Linked DNA regions of Mus musculus: region 2 is linked to region 1. Evidence: chromatin loops called from intact Hi-C (ENCODE). Cell type or tissue: heart. All regions are shown on one strand. Links, peaks and the distances in the headings refer to the core of each region. The heading gives the core; the rest is flanking DNA.

Evidence for each region. Hi-C counts contacts between places; a loop is a spot of excess contacts. Peaks named below come from ENCODE experiments on the same cell type or tissue, not always from the same donor. Only the 100,000 strongest peaks of a DNase experiment are listed, where the experiment ranks them.
Region 2: a loop joins it to region 1, with 25 times the contacts of the local background. A loop is called at or near these places in 3 of 42 quality-filtered maps.

What each region holds. Positions count from the first base shown.
Region 1 is chr14:55,944,580-55,949,954 of GRCm38, forward strand. It overlaps Cma1 (chymase 1, mast cell), which reads right to left and starts at 96. Exons shown (of 5, transcript NM_010780.3): 1 at 1-96. It also overlaps the pseudogene Mcpt-ps1. In heart, for the core only: no CTCF peak of the experiment used is centred there; no DNase peak of the experiment used is centred there; H3K27ac peaks cover 1,046 bases.
Region 2 is chr14:56,056,815-56,062,189 of GRCm38, forward strand. It overlaps Mcpt4 (mast cell protease 4), which reads right to left. Exons shown (of 5, transcript NM_010779.2): 2 at 4,760-4,910; 3 at 4,121-4,256; 4 at 3,682-3,936; 5 at 2,930-3,286. The coding sequence ends at 3,143. Among named protein-coding and RNA genes, the nearest start is that of Mcpt4, 2.8 kb to the right of the region's middle. In heart, for the core only: no CTCF peak of the experiment used is centred there; no DNase peak of the experiment used is centred there.

The DNA.
Region 1 (5,375 bases), core at 51-5,050:
CTTAGGCTTATTACTCCCAGCGGGCAGGGGAGTGGCAGAGCTGTTATCACAGGAACTGTGTGGTCAAGGCGTCTTCTTTAAGTTGTCTTCATAACTGGACACTCCCCGGGAATACCACTGTTTTACTAGAGGTGAAACTGAAGCCTGGACTCTTGGATCCCAGATACTCAGATAGGTCCTCAACTGTGCCTCTGTGTGGGTTAGGAGTGTCAGGACGGAATATGAAGGGATCTTACCTTCCTAGTTAGGGCAACTTGTTATAGATCCCTAGAATCTTGGGTAGAGGATAATCTTTGCAGTGAGACTCCAGGAGCACAGAGGCTGTGATTATTATAGCCCTCACCAGGAAATGTGTTTTGGAAAAAGACTCTAAGGACATATACATGTATAGACATGTACAGGGGTTGAGTTAGGAAATGGATATGATCATATTTTGATGTATGGAAAATTTAAAAAGTAAAGAAAGAAATACAATATACACAGTTAGTTTTTATGCTATTTCATTCCATGTTATTTCACTATTTATTAAAACTTGAACAGCATTCTCCTTAAATAAGGGTTACCTAAAATCTGACATTAGCTTGCATTTCTTTTTCTTGGAACCTGTGGTTATTGCCTGAAGAAGAGACAGAGAGAAAAAACAACAAACACTAAAGGAGGAAGCCAAGTCTAGGATAGGACCTCAGGGACTTCAACCTGAAAGAGAAGAGATGGCATGACCATTTCCTCAGACTGTGTATGCAATTTAGTGTCATTCCGTTAGGAACATTGTTACTTTCATAGCAACCTCATCAAATACTTATTACTGTTTCAATTTGTTGACCTGACCTTTAGCTCTTACGGTTTAGAATTAGATCTTTCTGATTTCAAATTAAGGGTCCTTTCTGCTTAACCATCCTAGAGAAATATTCTTGGTAAGTGTGAGAGGAAGTTAGGGTTATGGGTATGAGGTAGGCAGTTTTCTCCAGAAGCCTGGATGGTTCTAAACTATGTCACTGTCTGAGAGTTAGCACCTTTTCTTTTGTTGTTAAAACTACCCTGGGAAATACCACTACTGTCTGTTTACAAATGTAGACTAGAAACTGAGACCATGATCATTCTACCATTAACTGTTAAACACATTTTAAGTATCTTCTCGATGCTTCTCTGGACTCAGAAGGAGTCTAATGAAGAGAAGGCCACACAGTGCAGTGCCATTTCTCTTGGAGACCGACTGGAGGTTTAGTTCCTAGGTGGGAATGTAACTGCAGGTCCTGTGTTTTCCTTTGCTAATGCTGAGAGCTGTCCTCTGACCCTGCATCACTAGCAGGGAAGAGGAGGAGCTGGAGCTGGAGATGTCTTGTCTGGCGGCTCTGCATCGGTGAGAGCAAGCCCCAGAGCCCAAGGCAAGGTTTTCCTCTTGTGTCCTTGAAAACGGAGGGATAGGTCATATAGAACTAGGGAGCTGGCTCCACAACACCATGGCTCAGGTCCACCAGCATTGGCTTATATCTCTTGGCTTGGCTGTAGGTGGGGGAGGAGATAAGGTTCAGTCCCCAGCAGGGCATCAACCTCATAAACACCGATCCCATGATTTTCCTGCATTCTCTTTGTCTGCTACAGTTTCCCAGAATTCTGCTTTCTCTGCTGCCTCCCTTGGCTGCTGTCTATGTTGTGCACTTCAGAGTTCAATTATGGTTTGAAGATCAGGAAGCTGGGATTGTGATTAGTTACAAAGCAATGGGGGTCAGTAGGAGATGCTGCCTTTACTTAAGGCAGTGACTGATGAAACCTGTTGTTTTTGTTGCTCCTTGAAAGGTGTGATAAGAAACCTCATGGCTACAGTTTGAGGACACAGTTCATGATGGAAACACATTGTGGCAGAACTGTGAAGGGCGAGTCGCACTGTATCAGCAGACAGGAAGTGCCACTCTGACATAAAACTTCACAACCAGCCTGCACCAAACAGCTTCCTCCCATGAGACTGCACCTCTTAGGGTTCTACAACCTTCCAAAGGCAGTACCACTACCTGGGGACCCAGTGTTCCAAGACATGAGCACAAAAACTGTTCAAAAGGTTTGATTAATTTACAGTGTAATAATTTATACAGAATATATTCAAAATTTCAATTATGTACATCATTGTAAGCCTGTTGGGAAAACTGACCTATCACAATGGAATGTGTTATAGAGTGCATGCAGCTCTGGCTGGGACAGCTGTCACCCAGGAGTGACTCATATCCTCCTTTCCTCCCTCCCTCCCCCCTTCCCTCTCTCCCTCCCTCCCTCCTTCCCTCTCTCCCTCCCTCTGTTCCTCTTCTTTCCTTCCTACTCTTTCCCCTCCCTTCTCAGCTGTTATTTTGAGGCAGGCAGGCTTTCTTGTAGCCCAGGTTAGCTGTGAACTCCATATGTAAATGAGACCATGCCTCAAATCGTGTTCCTCCTGCTTCTGCCTCCCTAATGTTAGCATTACCTGCATGCAATCCTATGTCAAGTTTAGGATTTGTTTCTGAGGAAATAATTTAGTAATGTAGCACTAGAAGAAATTGAGATGTTCAAGATGTATTCTGTGCACAACGGCGACTCCATGCTAACATGGAGTAGCTTTGCATTATAGGATGAAAAGCTGGGCAGAGTGGTGCACACTGGCATCCTCAGTACCCAGGAGACTGAGGCAAGAGTATGGTATTTGTTCAAGGCTAGCCCGGGCTTCAAGCAAGACCTTATATAAAACAAATCAGAATGAAACATAACTCAAACATTGTTTGTGCTTAAAAATGATATAAGGTCATATTCTTTCCTTCCTAAAAATGTTTCCAGAGCTACTAGAAATTTTCATTTACAAACTAATTAATAAAACCATTCCTTTGGGTGTCAGAAGAACAGATGGGGTCAGGTGGTAACATCTGCTGCAGGAGAGTAATAACCCCTGCTCACCAGAGGCTGGATTCTCCTCATTGTGAGCTTTTTGTTTTTGTTTTTGTTTTGTTTGTTTCTGAATGTGACTCTCCGTTAGTCACCGGTTAGCACTTACATCCCTTCCGTTGCACTCTTGTGTTTTCTGCACCTTCAGATTTACCTGTTTTTGCTTCTGGGCTATGTTTCTACTTTTGCCAAGCTTGGGTGAACACCTGCTGACTTCTTGGACACTTTCTTCAGCTGCTGTTGGCTGAGCTGTACTTTGTTTTGGACACTGTCTGTGTGTATCTGCTGCTAGGATACTCTTTGAGGTTTTCTTAAGCTAGGCTGCCCAGCACTGCTACTGTACCCATAACGGGTGCCTGTGTCCTTATCTGCATGTGTCCCTCGCTGACCCTGGGAGACCATGACTGTTCTCTTGTTCCCAATGTCCACTGGGCCTGCAGCTTTTGCCCCCCTTCCACCGTGCCTAAGCATGACCGTTAGAAGTCATGAGTACTGATGAGTCTCTTATCTTGATTTTGGAGCCTTTGGGTCACCAGAGGACCATGTGATGGAGTTTGCTCTGTAGAGGTGACTTTTCTGGAAGCCATTCAGCCTGTGCCCTCAGCTCAGCTCTCAGGAGTCTCCACCTTCTCCCCTATTACTGTGGGCCAGGCTACAGGATGGGACAATCACTCTCTCCTCACCTCCAGTTGCCCAACTTCAGGGAGGAAGACTGTCCCAAGTACATGTCCTTCCTAGACTGTGGGGAAAGAGGCAGTGTGCCCTCAGCTGCAGGTTAGTGAGTATTCACCTCTGCTAAGAAAAGACACCGCTCCTGTCTCTGATTTGTATTTCACATTTTGAGACTTTTGTATAAGCCAGGGGTGGTGGAGCATGCTTTGGGTCCCAGCACTAGGGAGGCTGAGGCAGAAGCATCATGAGTTGGTAGTCAGTCTGAACTACACTGTGAGACTATGTTCAAACCACACCAATCTAAGTAAAAATGGAAAAAAAAGGTTGTGCCATTTAGTTATACAACTATAAATAAGAGTTAGAAAAAAAAAAGGTCACTTATGTATATATAATCTGACAGATTCTTTAATTTCTTTTTTTGATTTTTCGAGACAGGGTTTCTCTGTATAGCCCTGGCTGTCCTGGAACTCACTTTGTAGACCAGGCTGGCCTCGAACTCAGAAATCCGCCTGCCTCTGCCTCTGCCTCCCGAGTGCTGGGATTAAAGGCGTGCACCACCACGCCCGGTGATTCTTTAATTTCTTAAAGATTCTTTTAGGTTCTTTAATTCCCATGTATGTTCCCTGCTCCCATAGAGTTAGAACAGAACTTATAGTCAGTATTGTATTTGATAGCTATCTTTACATCTGTACTGAACAGTGCTGAAGATGGAAACCCATCCATGAGTCTTGCAGGCTGTGGGGAGGGCTAAGGTGCTGAGGTTCTAGTCAGGGGCTGGTCATGGCAGCAGTTTTCATTGTATAGTAGTAGCCAGAGGGCCACGCCCATCATATTAAGCCTCTTTAGGGCACAGCAGACCTCATGTGTGGTCTTTTCCCCTTGAGAATCCACAGAACCCTGTAGTTAAAGCATTGCTTCCCTTGACTAAGGACAATGAGCACTTTGGCTCGTAAGAGGAGAGCAGGCCACTTAGAAGTTCGTCCAACTCAGGCATCCTTCTGAAAGCCTGGATCTTTGAGGAAGATGGCAGTTGAATGGGTGTGGCTCAGATGCAGGTCTAGAGCCACCATGCTGAATACTAGTACATGCAAAGTACTCGAGGGTCTCTTCCCATCACAGGCTAGTTCTGCCCTGTGTTTGGCTCCAGAAAGTTCTGATGCTCTCCATTGTGACTGCTACAGCCACAGTCATGCTCCAAGGACTTCCGAGGGCAGGCTCTGCTCTAGCTGCAGGTGCAATACTGAGAGGATGGTGATGGCAGGGTAGGTGGTGAGGACACAAGGATCAGCAGCCATATCTGACCTAGGCATGGAGTCTGTTATGATGTGTGGGAAGATGCAGTGGCTAAGGCATGGGGTTTGTGAGCAGAAGAGCTGAGAGACGAGGAGGGAGAAGATGAGAAGACAGGACAGTGGAGGGAAGAATAGAACAGTGCACATTACCCTGGATGTGAAATCTTACTGTTCACAGTCATGCGTGTTAGATAATATTCAATAATCCACAGTGTCACACCCTATGCCAGTAGCTGAGATTGCTAACATGGCAAGATAGTAGCTCAAATCAATTCTTCATTGAGCATAGAGAGAGACTGAGTGTTTAGAGCCCAGAGTGGAGTCACACAGCTGCTGGAGGTTAGGGCTTTACTGAGGTGCATTACAGGGAACAGTCCATCATCACAGACTTGTGTATTTTTGAGATCCTCCAAGGTTCAGACAGGCTGGGGTGAAGCCGGGGGAAGGCTGGGGACCAGCTGGGAACAGACTGGGAACAGACTGGGAACAGACTGGAGACAGCCTTGG
Region 2 (5,375 bases), core at 259-5,258, 110 kb after region 1:
GTCTGACTTAGCAAAACTCGACATGAATCTGTTTCAGCTTACATCATTCTGTCAATCAACCCTAGTCTGCAGAATCAGCAAGAAGCCACAGCACACTACCAGAAGTTCTTTTTTATGTGTGTTTCTCTCTGTGGAGTCCTGACAAATGGAGCTCAACTACATAATGTAAGGCGGGTCAATACATGCGTGTCTTTACTGAAGAATCCTTCATCAAATGTTCTTTCATGTGCTTGCTTTAGCAGAACATCCTTTCACCTGTATCTGCTTCAGAAAAATGTTCCTTTACAAGTCTGCGTTAGCAAAGCCTTCAACTGTGTCTGCTTCAGCAGACTATTCCTTCACATCTTTGGCCCCAGTTAAAACACCATTCAACCAAACTGACTTTCCAAAGAATCCTTAAGTCTCCACGTCAGTGGTGCATACTGCAAGCCTCAGTACCTGGGAGGCTGAGGGAAGAGTGTGGTACTTGTTCCAGGTCTCCAAGCAAGTTCTTATATAAAATGAATCAAAGCAAAGCAAAATTCAAAGAGGGTTTAAGCTTAAAAGTGACACAAGGTTACATTCCTTCCTTCCTCAAAATGTTTATTGGGCTAGTAAAAGTTTTCATTTGCAAAATAATTGATCAAAACATCCCTTTGGAAGGCCGAGAACACATGGGGGCGAGGGGTAACACCTGCTGCAGGATAGTAATAACTCTTTTTTTTTTCTTCTTCTCCCACTTCACCAGAGACAGGACTCTGCTCATTGTAAGGCTTTTCTGTTTTCTGAAGGTAAATAGCTTTTAGTCACTGTTTAGCACATAAACCTCCACATTCCTCTCAATTTTTTGGTCTAAAGATTTACCCACTTTTGCTGGCTTGTGGTTTGTTTCCACTTTTCCGAAGGGTGAGCCTCTGCTGACTTCTTGGACACTTTCTTCAGCTACTGTCGGCTGAGCTGATCTCTTTGCACACCCTCAGTAGGTATCTGCTGCTAGGTCACTAAGATTCCTTATTAAGCTACGCTGCCCAGGACTGCGACTGCACCCACCATGGGAAAATCCCTCTTATCTGCATGTTTGCCTTGCTGACTCATGAGACCATGGCTGCTCTATCTTTCCAGTGTCCACTGGGCCTGCAGCTTCTGGCCTCCTTCCACCATGCCTAAGAACGGATGCTGTGGTGGTGATAAAGCTCTTGTCTTGATTTTGGAGCCTTTAGGTCACCAACTGCTCCTTTGGCACCAGGGAACCATGTGATGGGGTTTGCTCTGTAGAGGTGACCTTTCTGGAAGCCATTTTAGCCTGTGCCCTCAGCCCAGCTCTCAGGAGTCTCCACCTGCTTCCCTTTTACTGTGGGCCAAGCTTCAGGGTGGGGCAATCACTCTCTCCTCGTCTCCAGTTGCCCAGCTTCAGGGAGGAAGACTGTATCAAGTACATGACCTTCCTAGACTGTGGGGAAAGAGGCAGTGTGCCCTCAGCTGCAGGTTAGTGAGTATTCACCTCTGCTTAGAAAAGACACAGCTTCTGTCTGTGTTTCACATTTTCAAACCTTTATATAAGCCAAAGCAGGTGATTAGTGCTTGAGGGTCCCAGGACTAGGGAGGCTGAGGCAGAAGCATCATAGTTGGAAGTCAGCCTGAACTACATGGTGATAATATGCCCAAACCACACCAATCTAAGTCAAGAAGAGAAAGACCCATTTAGTTACTCAGGTATAAACAACAGAAAGCCAAACCAAACCAAATTAAACCAAAGCAAACCAGTCACCCATGTATCTATAATCCAAATCAGATGCTTTAATTTTAAAAGATCCTTTTAGATTTCTTAGTGCTCCCTCCCTCCTGAGTTAGAATAGATTTTATAGTGAGTCTTGCACTTTGAAAGCTATCTCTGCATCTCTCCTGCACTGTGCTGAAGCTGGAAACCCAGAGGAGAGGCGAGCAGGGCAGGAGGAGGGTGGAGGTGCTGAGTTCCTGGTCTGAGGCTGGTACTGGCAGTAATCTTGCATTGTACAGTAGTTAGAGGGCCACACCCTTTATATTACACCCCCTTAGGCCTAGTAGACATCATGTGTGGTCTCTTCCTCTTCAGAATCCACAGGACTGACAGCAGTTTTTCATGGTGCAGTAGTCAGAGGGCCAAACCCATCATATTGGGTCCCTGGGCCTACTAAACCTAATGTGTGGTCTCCTTTATTTCAGACTCTACAGAACCCGGTAGTTAAAGTATTGCTTCTCTTGACTAAGAACATTGGGGGCTTTGGCTTTTAAGAATAGAGCAGGTCATTTAGAAGTTCACCTAACTCAGACATTCTTTTGAAAGGCTGGATCTTTGAGGAAGATGGCAGTTTTATGTGGGTGGCTCAGAAGCAGGCCTAGAGCCACCATGCTAAGTACTAGTACCTGCTAAGTACTAGAGGGTCTCTTCCCATCATGGGTTAGTTCTGCCCTGTATTTGGTTCCAGAAAGTTCTGATGCTCTCCTATTATGACTGCTGCAGCCACAGTCATGCTCCAAGGACTTCTGAGGGCATGCTCTGCTCTAGCTGCAGGTGCAATACTGAGAGGATGGTGATGGCAGGGTAGGTGGTGAGGACACAAGGATCAGCAGCCATGTCTGACCTAGGCATGGAGTCTGCTATAATGTGTGGAAAGATGCAGTGGCTAAGGCATGGGGTTTGTGGGCAGAAGAGCTGAGAGACGAGGAGGGAGAAGATGAGAAGGCAGGACAGTGGAGGGAAGAACAGAACAGTGCACATTAACCTGGATGTGAAATCTTACTGTTCACAGCCATGCGTGTTAATTAATATTCAATAATTCACAGTGGCACACCCTGTGTCAGGAAGTCAGTAGTTGAGATTGTTAACATGCAAGATAGTAGCTCAAGTCAATTCTTCATTGAGCATAGAGAGGGACTGAGTGTTTAGATCACAGAGTGGAGTCACACAGCTGCTGGAGGTTAGGGCTTTACTGAGGTGCATTACAGGGAACAGTCCATCATCACAGAATTCATCTTTCAGATCATCTTGGGGGCAGGCTGGGGGCAGGCTGAGGACAGGCCGGGGGCAGGCAGGTGACAGGATGGACACATGCTTTGTTGAACCCAAGGGTTATCAGAAGAGCTCTGGCTTGAAGACTCTGATGCACGCAGGTCAGGCTTTTCACTACTTGCCCTTTATAACTCTGTTAATCCAGGGCACATATGAGGAGATTCGGGTGAAGACTGCAGGGGGCTTTGCATCTCCGCGTCCATAAGATACAATACCATGGGCCACCCCAGCACACAGTAGAGGTCCTCCAGAGTCTCCCTGTAGGTGAGAAAAATCAGACTATGAGCATAGATCACATTCCCCCAACTACAGACCCCCCCCCCATCATAGCTAACTCCATGGGGTAGTAAGGGTTCCAGGCTCCCTTTGGGTTTTAAGTTAGGAATTTAATGATTGTTCCCCCCACCCCCCGGCTTTGTCCTAGTGTTGAGACTGTTTCCCTTGCTCCCTTCATTTCTGTTCTGGAGCTTCATAGGAAGGTTAAGGAAGGGCTTTGGCATAGGCAGATGGGAACAAGAGGGATAATTTCAGTTCGCTAAGCTCTAGCAGCCTAAGAACACAGGCATTGGGTACTGCCATGGAGAGATGCTCAGCACACTTCCTCCTCTGATGCTGTTGCCTGATGAGGGGAGGAAAAGCAGGTGTGTACTCACCTTGTATGCTGATCTTTTCTTTCTGGGACTGCCCACGCAGACCTGGAGGTTATAGTCGTAATGCCAATAGTTTTTACAGGCCTCTTTATCCATGATTCTCAGTTTCACCTCCCTCAGTATATCTGAGGTAGGTTCTGTCACTCCAGTTCGCCCCCAGCCAGCTGCCCGGCACATCTTCCCCGGCTTGATAAAGTCAGAAGGACGAGGCAGAGGAATTACATTCACAGAGGGAGTCTCTTTGGCTTTCTTTTGAAGCTGTTGAGGCAAGGAGAGGAAAACTGTCAAATCAGAAAAGAATGCTTGGACATGGGACCATTCCCACTTTGAATTCAGGAGTGGGTTCTAAGGAAGTGATTTGGACAAGAGAGAATTCAAAGGCCTGAGGCAGGAGGAGAATTAAGGATGGGAGACTTAAGCAGGGCAAGAAAAATAAGGGTACCTTCAGCAACATGATGTCATGGAGATTGGAATAGAAGTTGTACTTTGGGTGAACGATTTGTTTTTCTACTTTTATCTTCTGCTGTGTGGATTCTGTCTTGCTCACATCATGAGCTCCAAGGGTGACAGTGATTTCTCTGTTGACAGAGAAAGAAGCAGTGAAAAAGGCTGGTCTTATGAGGAGGATTCTTTCCAAGGAGAGCGAGCGATACTAGAGTCTCTCTTCTCTATCCCAGGGCAGAGCTCCTAGACAGACTTGAGATGGAGCTCCCAGGATCACAGCCTTCTGAGAAGGACAGGGCTTAGGGAAACTCAGGACAGGCAACTCTTCCTATATCCCACCCCCAGCTCTTGGATTGAACCCATAGCTTTGAACATGGTAGACAGGCACTCTACATTGAGTACCACAGCCCATGGCTGAGCTCTGGTGATACCAGCACAAGAGCTGGAGATTCTGTCCCAGATACAGCCCTGTTTAAAGCTCAGACCTCTGAAAAGAGAGATGACAATTAAAATGAGAGGCCTTGTGCTCTCCTTTTCCTCTCAGTGTGAGGGGAACCGCACTCAGAGCCTTCCTCAGGGCTCTCCTGCTCTGTGACTCTGGCTCCTGCATTTCCTCACAGGAAGAGAAGCCTCTTACCTTCCACTACAGTGTGCAGCAGTCAACACAAATTGGCGGGTTATGAGAAACCCACCACAGGTAGCTGTGAACCCTCTCTCAGTGGTGATCTCCAGATGGGCCATGTAAGGGCGAGAATGTGGTCTAGACTCAACACCACCAATAATCTCCTCTGGAACAAAGAACCCCAAGTTCTTAGTAACAGAAGTTTAGGACCCCCCAACACAGCCCTGGCACAGGAAAATGGGGCTAACTCTGAGTGACTGCTTCAAGCCCACCCCTCCTTGAATGGGGCTCAGGCCCATCCACATGCCCTTTGATCTATTTTTCTCACTAGTCTTTACTGTCCACCCTCAACCTTCATTCAGAACACAATGCCCATTCATGTTTTTGACATTCTACTTCATCAGACATTTCTCCACACCCTCATTCCATCTTCCTCAACACTAAGGGAAGGCCACAGAAGAGCTACCTATCAGAACAGAGAGTAATTTGGTGAAACATTCTAAAGGGGAATTAGTTTTTTATTCTTTCTTGACCTACAGATTTCCCCTAGACTATGTCAGTTTAGGATCCTACCTCATGTTAGGGTCTCTGTTACCAAAGCTAAGAGATTAAGGTCGGTTTCTGAAAACTC